2 separate regions of the Homo sapiens genome follow, and region 1 is linked to region 2. A link is an interaction called in ENCODE POLR2A ChIA-PET data of the cell type or tissue named here. Cell type or tissue: OCI-LY7. All regions are shown on one strand. Region 1 overlaps PRDM10 (PR/SET domain 10). Region 2 overlaps PRDM10 (PR/SET domain 10).

Region 1 (2,500 bases), 57 kb before region 2:
TCAGGCTGACCTCAGGCTGATCTGCCCGCTGCGGCCTCTCAAAGTGCTGGGATTACAGGCGTGAGCCACCTCGCCCAGCCAAATTGTTAGATTTTTAAAGAGTATAAAATGTTTTGAAAATTCTGAAGCTCTGTATGGCTCGTTTGTGAAATATGAAAATTGATATATTTAATCACCTACTATGTACTAGACCTTGTGCCTAGAGTTGTTACATACATCATTTCACCCTCACAATAAAATTATCTCCATTTTACATATGATAGATAATCACTTTAACTGCGCTAGTATCTTCCCTCAGAGATTCCAAAAAATGTGGGATACTAACACATAAAATGCAAGATACATTGTAAAGCAATGTATGTCCAAAAGTTCTCATCATAGTGTCACATGTAATTGCAAAATATTAGAAATAACCTAAGCGTTTATGAATGCAAGATTAAAAATATGCAGCTGTAATGAAGAATGAGGAATGTCTGTATATATATGGAACAATATGAAAGGTATGATATTACATGGGACAAACAAGATATAGAAGAAATGCTACCTTGTATGGAATCAGTAGTGTGCATCTATTTGTGGTTGGAGAGGGAGAGAGTATATATGTATGCTTGTGTGTATGCACACAAAATAATTTTTGGAAGAAAATACAATAAATTGATAATATAGGTTGCTTCTGAGGAACGGCTAGGGCATTCCAGGTAGGGAGATTGTCCACTGTATACCTTTTTGTGCCTTTTGAATTTTGAGCCAGCTGCATTTACTACCTATTAAAAGAGATACAAATAAAATTAAAATAGAAGAAATAAAGTATACCTTTCTAGAAATGAAAACAAAGACAAAAAGACTCTCTGGGCTGTGTGTGTTTTGTGAGGGCATGGGCTGTACCTGCCGATCCCCGCAGCACCCCAGTGCCTAGCATAGTACACGCCTGCGCATTTGTGCCATCAGTGAGCCAAGCTGAAGGAAACAAGCCACTCAAATTCCTCTATCGGAAGGACACCACATCTCTTCTGTGGTGTCTCTGCTAAAAATACATATCCTGAATCTAACCATGAAGAAACATCAGACAAACTTAAATTGAGGAGCATTCTGAAAAATAAATGACCTGTGCATTTCACAAATGTCAAGGTCATGGCAGACCAAGAAAGAGCAGGGAACCGTTTGGGATTGAAGGAGACTGAAGGGCAGGACAGCTGAGCGTGCTGTGTGCAGTACCGGATTGCATCCCAGGCCAGGAGAAAAAATGTCGTATTCTTTTTAAAGGACATTCATTAGAGTTGACAAAACTTGAATAAGGTCTGTGAATTAGGTAATATTACTGTTACCGTGTTAACAGCCTCATTTTGATAGTAGTACTGTGGTTATAAGAAAATCTTCTTGTTTTTAAGAATTAGGCACTTAGGAATTTAGGGGGAAAGGGGCATTGTGTTGGCAACTTACTCTCAAATGGTTCAAGTGAGAAAAGGGAGGGAAAGAAAGAGAAAGAGGGGAAATAGTAAAGTAAACATGGTACAATGTTAACATGCAGGGAACTGGAGTGAAGAAACACAGGAATTCTTTGTACTATTTTGACAACTTTTATGTCTGAAGTTATTTCAAAATAAACAACTTTAAAAAAAAAGTTTCCTACATGGAACATGTTATGACTTCTTCTCTTCTCTTCTCTTCTCTTCTCTTCTCTTCTCTTCTCTTCTCTTCTCTTCTCTTCTCTTCTCTTCTCTCTTTTTTCTTTCAGCAGGGTCTCTCTGTGTTGCCCTGGCTAACCTTGAACTGGGCTCAAGGGATCCTCCCCCTCAGCCTCTTGAGTAGCTGGGACCACAGGTGTGTGCCACCACGCCGGGCTCTGATTTTGTAATTACTGAGCCTTTTATGTCCTTTTGTACAATTTTGTAGTTTTCTTCTTACAGATCTTTAGATGATTGGTGACATTTATTCCTTTCATTTTTTTTTTTTTTGAGATAGAGTCTCACTCTGTGACCCATGCAGGAGTATAGTGGTGTGATCTAGGCTCACTGTAACCTCCGCCTCCCAGACTCAAGCGATCCTTCCACCTCAGACTCCCAAGAAGCTGGGACCACAGGTGCACACCACCACACCTGGCTAATTTTTGTATTTTTTGTAGAGATGGGGTTTCACCATGTTACCCAGGCTAGTCTTGCACTCCTGGCCTCAAGTGATATGTCGTCCTTGTCCTCCCAAAGTGCTGGGATTACAGGTGTGAACCACTGCACCCAGCCTATTCCTTTCTTAATACCTTTTGTTTCTTTAAATAATGGCTTTGTTGAGATATAGTTTATATACCATAGGAAACTCACCCTGAATATCTTTGTATATATTTTTAAATAGTACTGCTATATAAGGAAGGTATGCTTTAAAAAAAATCAACTTTATTAGGGTATAATTTAAATGTAATAAAATTCACATATCTTAATAGGTTGATAGCTTTTGACACACATATTCCTTATGTAACCACCACCTCAATTCAGATGCAAGATACAGG
Region 2 (2,500 bases):
TGATCATAGCTCACTGCAGCCTCGAACTCCTGGGCTCAAGCCATCCTCCTGCCCCAGCCTCCCAGTAGCTAGGACTACAGGCACATACCACCATGTTTGGCTAATTCTTTTTTCCTTTGAATTTTTTAGTAGAGATGAGATCTCGCTGTGTTGCCCAGGCTGGTTTTGAAACTTCTGGGCTCAAGTGATCTTCCCATCTTGGCCTCCCAAAGTGCTAGGATGACAGGCGTGAGCCCCTGTGCCAAGCCAACAGTAATTCTTTAATACCCACAAATATATTTAAAATACCCAGTCAGGGTTTTTATATTTCTATGATTGTCTCAGAAATTTTTTAAAAAATAGTTGGTTTGCTTGGCCAGGCACAGTGGCTCACGTCTGTAATCCCAGCACTTTGGGAGGCCAAGGCAGGTGGATCATGAGGTCAGGAGTTCGAGACCAGCCTGGCCAACATAATGAAACCCCGCCTGTACTGAAAATACAAAAATTAGCTGGGCATGGTAGTGCGCACCTACAGTCCCAGTTACTCAGGAGGCCAAGGCAGGAGAATCGCTTGAATCCAGGAGGCGAAGGTTGTGGTGAGCCGAGATCGCGGCACTGCACTCCTGCCTGGGCATCAGAGCGAGACTCCATCTCAAACAAAAAAGTTGGTTTGCTCATATTGGGTTCCAAATAAGGGCCATACATTGCAATTGATGATGACTTTTGAGTTTCTTTTAATATGTGTTCACTCTTTTAAGTTATAATTTCTGTGTTGAGGAAACCGGGTCATTTGTGCTGTTTTCCGCATTCTGGATTTTGCTGGTGGGATTCCCATGTTACCAAGCAGTGAATATGTGCTCTTCTGTTCCTTTCATTTCCTATAGACTGGCAATTTGAGCTACAGGCTTGCTCAGGTGCAGTTTGTTTTTTTCCTCCTGATACTTCATAGCTGGTGTGTGTACTTCTATCAAGAGCACATAATGTTCAGGCATCTCTCTTCTTGTGATGTTAGGAGCCATCGATGTTTATTCTTTAGCTCCATTATTTCATTAGGGCTGCAAAGTCGTGATATTCTTTTTTTTTTTTTCTTTTTCTTTTTGAAATGGAGTCTCGCTTTGTCACTCAGGCCTAGAGTGCAGTGGTGCGATCTTGGCTCACTGCAACTCTGCCTCCCAGGTTCAAGTGATTCTCCTGCCTCAGACTCCTGAGTAGCTGGGACTACAGGCACCCGCCACCATGCCTGGCTAATTTTTGTATTTTTAGCAGGGATGGGGTTTCACCATGTTGGCCAGGCTGATCTCAAACTCCTGACCTCAAGTGATCCGCCTGCCTTGGCCTCCCAAAGTGCTGGGATTACAGGAATGAGTCCATGTGCCTGGCCATGATTCTAGCACCTTATTCATTAATTAGCTAGAAAACTTTTATAAAGAAAAAAATTTTACCTTCACTACCAAGTTACTCTCAGTTACAGTTTGTACAAGAAAGGCAGGATAAACACTTTAAATACCTGATTCATTTCCTTTGTTTACCAGTTTTCACAAAATGAATTGATTTCTTATGCTATCCAAGGTGATAGGGTTGTGTGTGCACGTCTTATGGTGGTTATGGACCCCTGGATTTCAACGCCTGGTGTGTTTCAGCCGATTGCAGGTGTGATCCTTACCCATGCTCGAGTGATCCCCTCTCTGGTTTGTAGGAGCCTCTTCTAACTGGCTCCTGCGTTATTCTCACATGCCTCGATAGCCTTTCGTCACGTCTTGTGTGCTGGGAAGACACGATGCCCCACAACTGTCTCACAAGCTTTCTGCCCAGGTCTGGAATCAGCCATTTTCCCAAGAAACTCTCATTCCTTTTAGTAGAAAATGTTATTTAGAGACCATCAACAAGATGCTAGGGTGGGCTTTATTTTTAATTTGCTCTAATAACACTGGTGGTGAAATAAAATTCAAGTTGGATTAAATTATAATTGCCAAGTGTGGATACATTTGTGTCACAAATTCAAATCTGAATATAAAAGATAAAAATATTGATTTAAAAGGTAACTCTTTGTGACGTATTTCAAGGTTTTAAAAATTGTTGAGTATTTGTCTTTGTGGATATTGAGAAGCCACATTTGAAGGGGAATGCACTGATTGTCTCTGACACTGGGTATCTGCGTACCAGGCTCTTCTCAATTCGTAGCAGAGATGCTTTCACGGCACCAAGAAATCACATCATTGTGAGACTCTCATGGCAAGCAAATCAGTGCGGACTGTGGCTACTGGTTATGTTTTTGTTTCTAAGACTTGTGTTAAAATCTGAGACCACTGAACTATGAATATTTCCTGTTTTTTAGCATCTGAGATTCAAATGATGACGCTTCCTCCGGGTCAGTTTGTGATTACAGACAGTGGTGTGGCAACTCCAGTTACTACTGGCCAGGTGAAGGCGGTTACTTCGGTAAGCTACGCTACTCGGTCGGGTTTTTCCTGTCCAACCTGTGGTGCTGTATAGTAACTCTTATCACCACTTATCTCGTAAT

Evidence for each region. ChIA-PET counts read pairs that join two places held together with the same protein. Peaks named below come from ENCODE experiments on the same cell type or tissue, not always from the same donor. Only the 100,000 strongest peaks of a DNase experiment are listed, where the experiment ranks them.
Region 1: POLR2A ChIA-PET joins it to region 2 with 5 read pairs; 2 of 35 experiments call an interaction of 5 or more read pairs at or near these places.

What each region holds. Positions count from the first base shown.
Region 1 is chr11:129,962,604-129,965,103 of GRCh38, reverse strand. All of the region lies in intron 1 of PRDM10 (PR/SET domain 10), which reads left to right. Among named protein-coding and RNA genes, the nearest start is that of PRDM10-DT, 39 kb to the left of the region's middle. In OCI-LY7, no CTCF peak of the experiment used is centred here; a DNase peak (open chromatin) is centred at 954; H3K4me3 peaks cover 709 bases; H3K27ac peaks cover 916 bases.
Region 2 is chr11:129,905,556-129,908,055 of GRCh38, reverse strand. It overlaps PRDM10 (PR/SET domain 10), which reads left to right. Exons shown (of 21, transcript NM_199437.2): 20 at 2,315-2,418. Among named protein-coding and RNA genes, the nearest start is that of NFRKB, 11 kb to the right of the region's middle. In OCI-LY7, no CTCF peak of the experiment used is centred here; no DNase peak of the experiment used is centred here.